Regions from separate parts of the Homo sapiens genome. Here region 2 is linked to region 1. Evidence: chromatin contacts called from ENCODE Hi-C or POLR2A ChIA-PET data. All regions are on one chromosome and are shown on one strand. Each heading gives the region's core, a stretch centred on a gene start or an enhancer-like site at or near the end of the contact. The rest is flanking DNA. Distances are from core to core; before and after follow the strand shown.

Region 1 (4,473 bases), core at 62-2,561:
AGTTTGCAAAATTCAGAAATATAACTGGAAAAGCAAGCATAAAGTCTTACATTAAGTGGTTAGTTGCTTATCCCTTGTTGATGCCTATTTTATTTGAGAGATATCCCAGTTGTGCTATGCTAAGTTTTGAAGGTCTGTGTAGTCTTTAACTTGATCTTTAAAAACAACAGAATTTGAGTGAATGTCAATAAAACCAGTGAATTATAAATATTCTGTCTTCTAGCATGTTTGACTAGGGCTGCCAATAAACAAAATTATATTTCCTAGGACTTCAGGCATGAATACTAATCTATTGAATTTTAATTTAATATTCTATGAGGAACCTAGGAGAGTATCAACAATTTAGACATCTGTTGAGTTATTCTCAGAATAAAACTGGACATGTGAACATTTCAGGAAATGAAATAAAATTCTTAATGTCTTTGTATTAAAATGCAACATATATACATACATATATACACATATATTCACATATATATACATATATATATTACTATTATGACTTTTTACCTAAAAACCCCAGTTACTTGAATTAGCTATTAGGCACAGAATTATTCGACCCTGTCCCCATCCCTCTCCCATGCTCACACACTAGCTAGTATTTCTGATGGTAAAATTAATTCTTGCCACAGAATACAGGTCTTTACTCCCATTCCCCAAATGACCTAAAACCACTAAAATGGCAGAGTTTCATTCAACACTGCAGCTGCTATTTTGTCTCCAGCAGGATGATATAAAGATTAGGCTATAATCAAAAGCAAAAATTCTTGCATGTGCATTGCAGCTAGAAGAGCTCTCTTTATGCTATGTGCCTCTTCACAAATTACAAAGCAAATGATATAGGAGTGTAGCTCCTAAACTGGTCTGTCTGAACTGATAACACTGAATCACTAGTTGGCTGGGGTGTCCACCCAGATGGGAAAAGGAGGTGGATAAAAGGGAAATGAGGTTGTAATGTTGTTGACTTCAGGCCTCAAGGAAGAGACAGCTGTGGATTTTCTTAGGTGAGGAACAATGTCAGAGGAGAACATAATTCATTATAAGACTCATGGGGAAACAGTCAAATGAAGAAGCAACAAAGCAGCAACAAAACCAAACCCAAGTCTTGCCCCACTGTGCAGCTGCAGGACAAAGACAGAACAGAAGCCTGTAATTGGGGAACAAAGTGTTGTTCTTTCGGGCATTATAAAATGAAGCCTTCAGAAATCACTCAATCTTGTCATTCCAAACAGTTTGATGCATTTGTGAAAAAAAGTTTTCCTTTTTTTTTTTTTTGAAAGGAGTCTTGTTCTGCAGCCCAGGCTGGAGTGCAGTGGCGTGATCTCGGCTTACTGCAACCTCTGCCTCCCGGTTCAAGTGATTCTCCTGCCTCAATCTCCTGAGTAGCTGGGACTAAAGGCGCCCACCACCACACCTGGCTCATTTTTGTATTTTTAGTAGAGACAGGGTTTCGCCATGTTGACCAGGATGGTCTCGATCTCCGTGTGATCCACCCCCTCGGCCTCCCCAAGTGCTAGGATTACAGGCTTGAGCCCCCGCGTCCAGCTGGAAGTTTTCTTTTCTTTTTTTTTTTCTTTTTTAGCAGTGTACACCTTTTAAAACTGCAATTGAGTACTAAATAATGGAGTAGTTTTGTTCAAAAGCAATATTTATTTTTCATGAAGATAAGAGGCATATTACATTCGCTATAGAAAATGCTATGAGAGGAAAAAGCTGCATGTTACCGATATGACAAAAAACATAAAAAACTCTACTTATGAAAGTGTTTTGCCCTATAAGAACATATTCAATAAAAGGCATTATTCCAGGTGAATGAGCCATGCGGAAATGTGGATTTATTAGGGTTTGTTTTGAAATGTAATTTGTACGGCCAGCTTTTTATTCCTTTGATGGCTATCAAATAGATTTATTGGCTACATGTTAGAAGTGCAAAAGATAACAGGTAACCAAGGGAGAAGTTTTAATAAAACTCTCAGGAAAGGCAAAGAAAAGTGAGTGAATATGCCTGCTTACATTTCAGCTAATAAATAAAAAGTGCAGATAGGGCTTTAACTGAAAACCTTGCTGGTTATTGCAGCCTGGAAGGTTTATTGAAAACTGGGTAGAACACTCTCATTTTTTATATTTACAGCTACATTGTGAGCTGTTCAGGTTAGAGTGATGTAACGTTCATTTTGACTTTGGTACAGGAAACTGATGTTTTCACAGGAAACTTGCAAAGCAGTTATGAAGAGGAAGAGCGTTCTTAATTATTAGTGTCTGCCTGAGCTATTTCTGATTGTGTTCTGGGATTTTAGAGAATTGAACAATAGAGTATTTAATTTTACCACTCCCCTCTTGAGTAAAAACATCAGACACTTTTAGGAAAGTTTTAGAAGGTACATCTTCAATAAGCAGAGATCTTTCATCTCAAATAACTGGGAAGAATTGCACTGCTTAAGAATAGTTGAACTTGGACCTGAGAGCACCATACTTAGAAATCTAAGTATATTTAGGTCACTCATCTAACACTGGGACTTTACCAGCCCTGTCACCCAAACTGGTTGTAGTTAGTAGGACCACAAAGTCACTGAAGAAATCTGCTTTCCTTTTAACTTTCAAGGCAATAAGAAAAATGTAGTTCTCTGTTAGCAGTCCCTGAGCTATCTGAATTTCGGTGTTTCTCTCTTAAGCCTCTTGCTTTGGAGGATGATGAATCATTTCCTACTCCTGGAGTTAGTCTCCTTTAAAACAGACACAAAGGAGGCAGAGAGAAAAAATTACTCTAAATACCATTAACCAATGTAAAACAGTTTTCTATTAAACAGTAGGACAGCAGGGCCAAACTTGTGTTACCACAATTGACAACTGGCTTCTTAAAGCAAGCTCCATAGATTAAGAACCATAGCCTCTAGGACTGATTTTACTTGGTTCAGAAACAGGAAATCAGAACAGTGAGCAAGTATACGATTAGAAATTTACATTAATAAAATGTGATTTTTTTGATACACAAAAGCTTTTAGGTTGTAAATAATCTATGATGGCCTGCCAAATATAAAATGCCATTATAAATCCATGTCTATATTTCAAAAAGACGGGAACACAAAAGCAAGATACATTAAATTAATTGGTGTAGTTTGGAGAGTTCGAATCCATTATTAGATATGGATCCTATCAAATATCCCACCTAATTTCCAGTTACGTCGATGTTTCAATGTTCACTTTTTAAGTTCTCAACTACCCACATCTTTCACTGAACACCATCTGGAAAGGTTCATACAGAATGCCCATGCCATTCTTGAAAGGATTTGCTTTTGTGGAGGGGTTTTGCAAAGAAAAACAATTCAAAATTCTGTTACAGCTTATACATTGTCTTTTGTAGGACTATAATAAAAAACCTTCTAAGTAAGTTTTTGAGATAGGTGTTAAATGAATAAGCATGCCTCAGCAAAATGCATAAAAAACACAATGATTTAATTTCTAAAGCACTTATATTATTATGGCATGGTTTTGGAGACAGGTTATTATAGTCCACATAGGTAAGTATGCAGTGCTTCTCATGGAAAAAATGCTTAGGTATTGGCCTTTTCTCTGGAAACCATATTTTTCCTTTTTTAATAATCAACTAAGATGTATATGTAAGAAAGCCTCATCTTTTGATTTTTAATATACAAGATGCTTTCTTTAAGAGAGCAAGATTCAAAATTGTTTTGTGTTTCAAAATTTAAAAATAAATTTATCTCCTAAATTTTCTAAAGACATGTTTCATATATTTGACCATCCCTTATTTTGGCAAAGGATTTTAAGAGTCTAACTCAAACATATGTAAGCTCTGGTGTACCTGGTTATATATACCAAAAAAAACATTTGATCTATATACACATAGACATGAATATATTTCTGTGTGTGTTTGTGCATATATAACCTCAAACACTATTATTAAATGCAATCCTATATTCTTAGGTATAGAAGTTGATGATATACCTTTCTACTTGCCATGGCATTAACAAAGCAAGGCTGAGACTCAGCAACCACTTGTGTTCATTGCATTGCAGGCTAGTAGTAAGTTTGGTTGCTGGTAGGAAAAGGGTCTCTTATCTCACCCTCCTTAAACTAAAGGTTCTTTCAGGCTTAATGTAAGGATGTGCACATTCTCTTATCGAGGTGGTCTTGAGCTGCAGATACAATCACATCGTTCATGGTGATCCAACTGGATGTCAACTAGAGCCATGGTCTTAGCTCTACCCCTCCTCTTGATGTGGCCAGGCTCAAACTGTAATACCTAGGACAAGAAGCACATCTCCTGTTAGAAAGCCTTTGGAGTTCAACTCAGTCAGATGCCACCTACTTATTACCTTTTTGACAACTAGTTCTTAGCCCTTTGAGAACCCAACAGAAGCTATGGGCTTGCTATTAGAATGCACACGTTGCTATTAGAATGTACACATTTTTCAAATAATTGACTCCCTGAAGTGGAGGAATCAATTGATCCCA
Region 2 (4,365 bases), core at 1,569-4,068, 52 kb after region 1:
AATTTTATAACATTTTCATTTATCATTATTGACAATCAAGTACAATGTTTTAATTTAGAACTGCTAGGATTCATTAATCAATCATCCACGTAATCTTGGTGCTAGTGTCAAGATATTTTTAAAAGTTCATTTTTCTTCCTACATTATGAGAAAAGGAAATTTTTATACTTGTTAGTTTCTGATTTCTTCAGACTGAACTTAGTTTGGGAATTTTTTTTTTTTTTTTTAAGTTTTAAGGTACATGTGGACAATGTGCAGGTTAGTTACATATGTATACATGTGCCATGCTGGTGTGCTGCACCCATTAACTCGTCATTTAGCATTAGGTATATCTCCTAATGCTATCCCTCCCCTCTCCCCCCACCCCACAACAGTCCCCAGAGCGTGATGTTCCCCTTCCTGTGTCCATGTGTTCTCATTGTTCAATTCCCATCTATGAGTGAGAACAGGCGGTGTTTGGTTTTTTGTCTTTGCGATAGATTACTGAGAATGATGATTTCCAATTTCATCCATGTCCCTACAAAGGACATGAACTCATCATTTTTATGGCTGCATAGTATTCCATGGTGTATATGTGCCACATTTTCTTAATCCAGTCTATCACATAAGGACATTTGGGTTGGTTCCAAGTCTTTGCTATTGTGAATAGTACCACAATAAACATACGTGTGCATGTGTCTTTATAGCAGCACGATTTATAGTCCTTTGGGTATATATCCAGTAATGGGATGGCTGGGTCAAATGGTATTTCTAGTTCTAGATCCCTGAGGAATCGCCACACTGACTTCCACAATGGTTGAACTAGTTTACATTCCCACCAACAGTGTAAAAGTATTCCTATTTCTCCACATCCTCTCCAGCACCTGTTGTTTCCTGACTTTTTAATGATTGCCATTCTAACTGGCGTGAGATGGTATCTCATTGTGGTTTTGATTTGCATTTCTCTGATGGCCAGTGATGGTGAACATTTTTTCATGTGTCTTTTGGCTGCATAGATGTCTTCTTTTGAGAAGTGTCTGTTCATATCCTTCACCCACTTTTTGATGGGGTTGTTTTTTTCTTGTAAATTTGTTTGAGTTCATTGTAGATTCTGGATATTATCCCTTTGTCAGATGAGTAGGTTGCAAAAATTTTCTCCCATTTTATAGTTTGCCTGTTCACTCTGATGGTAGTTTCTTTTGCTGTGCAGAAGCTCTTTAGTTTAATTAGATCCCATTTGTCAATTTTGGCTTTTGTTGCCATTGCTTTTGGTGTTTTAGACATGAAGTCCTTGCCCATGCCTATGTCCTGAATGGTAATGCCTAGGTTTTCTTCTAGGGTTTTTATGGTTTTAGGTCTAACGTTTAAGTCTTTAATCTATCTTGAATTAATTTCTGTATAAGGTGTAAGGAAGGGATCCAGTTGAATCAATATCGTGAAAATGGCCATACTGCCCAAGGTAATTTATAGATTCAATGCCATCCCCATCAAGCTACCAATGACTTTCTTCACAGAATTGGAAAAAACTACTTTAAAGTTCATGTGGAATCAAAAAAGAGCCCGCATCGCCAAGTCAATCCTAAGCCAAAAGAACAAAGCTGGAGGCATCACGCTACCTGACTTCAAACTATACTACAAGGCTACAGTAACCAAAGCAGCATGGTACAGGTACCAAAACAGAGATATAGATCAATGGAACAGAACAGAGCCCTCAGAAATAATGCCGCATATCTACAACTATCTGATCTTTGACAAACCTGAGAAAAACAAGCAATGGTGAAAGGATTCCCTATTTAATAAATGGTGCTGGGAAAACTGGCTAGTTTGGGAATTTGTTCTCGATATAGTAAGTAAAGATTAGAGCAAATCCCAGTCCAGCAAGCTGAGAAGAGAAGGGGGTCATTGATTTAAAAGGGGTCATGAGAATGATATTCAAGAACTAGAGAGGATCAGCGTGTTTGCAGATAGAGAGAGGGGTGCCGCATACCAAGGGGCTGCACAGAAAGTTGCAAATTGCAAAATACTACTTTGTTAATAGCTTCCATGGTGTTTGGTCATACCATGGTGTTTGGTGTATGGTGTTGGTTCACCAACCTCCATGGTGTTTGGTAAGTGAACATTTAATTTACACCTAGAGAAATACTACAGTATTTCTACAATCTGTTGCCGAAGAGCTAGGTTCAGATTTAAATTTTGTGACTAGTTGTTTAGCATTAAAAAAAAAAACTCTGTGATTAATTATTTTGCAGTAACGCCTGCCACTTATGGAGCACAGATTTTATGCCGGTGACTATATGAAATACTTTCCATAAATTATCTCATTCATCATTTCTACAGTAGCTTTAAAAGATGAGGAAGCAGAAAGACAGGATGCAAGCCCTATTATTAAGGAAGTGCCACAGATACCTGAAACCGTGGCTGAGTCTCTGTACTCTTTCATCTTTGTTGAATAATTCCTCTTTTCTTTTATAAATAATCCTTTTTATAAAATAAACGAATCTTCTTGATTTGTGCTAAGTTCAGGTTTTCATAAATTCCTTAAATGCATTTCAAAGAGAACATCTGATTCAATTCACCAGTGGTCTGAAATTTATTAAAGATTGTACTTTTGATATTGCTAAGCTAATCTTAAAGATTGTTTATACCAAGCTAAAATGAATGACTTAGGAAATTATTCCTGCACCTTAGGAAAATTACAAGTTTGAAATGAAGAAATACTGACCTGATTCATATTTTCATTTTCTTGCAAGCACAGTGCCTGGTACATAGTAAGCACTCTTTTTTGTTTGTTTGGTTTGTTTTTATTATTGTGGTTAAGAGAGGAAATACTGTTTCATGCTCAGAATTCAACAAACCATTTCACGCCTCTGTGCTGAAATTCACACTCCCAATAACTGCTAAATTTCTCTGTACTTGACTGACGTTATATAAATAGATTTTCTTCATGGTGGCCAAAAGCTAGTTACATTATTAAAACCAGTAATTAGAGAAAATGGGAATTACAAACAGTATGAAGATTAAGGCCATGTCACCAAAATCCCTTAGCTAAAATCATTATCTCTAAAAACTCAAATTATTCCATTACTAATTAAAACTCCTAAGATCTGACTTTAGGGAGAAAATACCATTTGAAGTCTAAAAGCCAAAGCCACAGTCAACACAGCTGGTACGGTTCCATGAAAAAGAGCACTCATGAAATGTTACTCAGCAAGTGATGGGATTATAATGTAAACGGGAACATTTTCTAAGAGAATCAGGAGTGTCAGTTGTAAAGTATTAAAAAAGCTGTCCATTCTTTTTAAAAATATGGGTATTTCCTAGTGAGGTGACTTTGCGTTGTGACACCTTTTCCCTCTACACATTCATCCTTATCCTTACACTGGACCAGTGTTCATTCATCAGAGCTGCCACCCATCATAATTATCATTTGGCACTATGGGCCATACTGAATATAAAATATTTAAGAGTCATGTTACTACTATACAGCTATGTAAATGAAAACAAGTAATTCAAAGTACCTTTTTCTTGACCTGACTTCTTTCTAAGGGGATTTCCAGAGTCATTTATGTGGTTAAACTAGAGAGATGGTTAATGTAAAGTCTGAAACAAAAGCATAGGACTCATACCCTTGCAAATTACTCTTCTCACAAAAGGGGAGATTCGTATATTCTTGACTTTGTACTTCCTCTTTCCACTCCCCACTCAACTAGCAACTAACTAAGGCAGCTGGCACATTTTGGATCTCCAAAGCAGGCTTGCTATCTGGGCCCATTAGGTGAACTTGTTGGAACTGAGTGCCAAGCACACAGGTCGTGAGTTTCAGACTGTGCTAAGTACAGGTTTTCATAAATTCCTAAGAATTTATGACAGAGCTGATAAAACTTTACAAAGAGAAAAAATACTGTTGCCAAACACCATGGTTAACATCAGTGAAAGAGACCTCCTGGGGGCAACTGCCTGACTCAGTCCATAGGACTTCATCCCTCCAAGTAAACAACTTGAAGTCTTCTCCTCCAGGCTGGGAGGATCATTTTGGAATAGGATAAATGGTAATTAAATGAGAGATCCTGCAATTTAATTTCTATTAGTTCATGCGTATGGGCATTAAAAATTCCTTTTTACTTTTGGTTATCATCAGTTAACAGGAACATCTTTTACTTTGACCAGTTATTACACTAGCAATATTCATCAGCAGTTTTATGAGTGAAAACACTAGGCTTTGCACAGCAAAATTTTAATCCCAGATTGGTTCTTCTTTGCATCTTGCTATAATTTTTTGTACCGTTACATCTGTGTACTTAGAGAATGCAAATTTACTGCCATATTCATCCAAACCAAATACAATTACAAAGGTATTTTTGGTGCCAAAAAAAGGATAAACTGCAT

What was found. Hi-C counts contacts between places; a loop is a spot of excess contacts on that map. ChIA-PET counts read pairs that join two places held with the same protein, here RNA polymerase II (POLR2A). Pooled maps may share reads with other maps.
Region 2: a loop to region 1 is called in a map with no recorded cell type, with 6 times the contacts of the local background. The contact joins the enhancer-like site here to the promoter of PDGFDDN in region 1. A Hi-C loop is called at or near these places in 2 of 168 maps with a recorded cell type or tissue (endothelial cell of hepatic sinusoid and left cardiac atrium), 35 of 37 single-sample maps with no recorded cell type and 7 of 50 pooled maps. POLR2A ChIA-PET finds 5 or more read pairs at or near these places in 2 of 52 experiments (OCI-LY7 and PC-9).

What each region holds. Positions count from the first base shown.
Region 1 is chr11:103,905,559-103,910,031 of GRCh38, forward strand. PDGFDDN (PDGFD downstream neighbor) reads right to left here and starts at 1,312. Exons shown (of 4, transcript XR_947960.3): 1 at 1-1,312. It overlaps PDGFD (platelet derived growth factor D), which reads right to left. Exons shown (of 7, transcript NM_025208.5): 7 at 1,631-4,261. The coding sequence ends at 4,136.
Region 2 is chr11:103,955,858-103,960,222 of GRCh38, forward strand. All of the region lies in intron 3 of PDGFD (platelet derived growth factor D), which reads right to left. Among named protein-coding and RNA genes, the nearest start is that of PDGFDDN, 51 kb to the left of the region's middle. Within about 2 kb of position 2,819, at least 2 of the 41 ENCODE cell types and tissues checked have a DNase peak (open chromatin) inside an H3K27ac peak, as active enhancers do.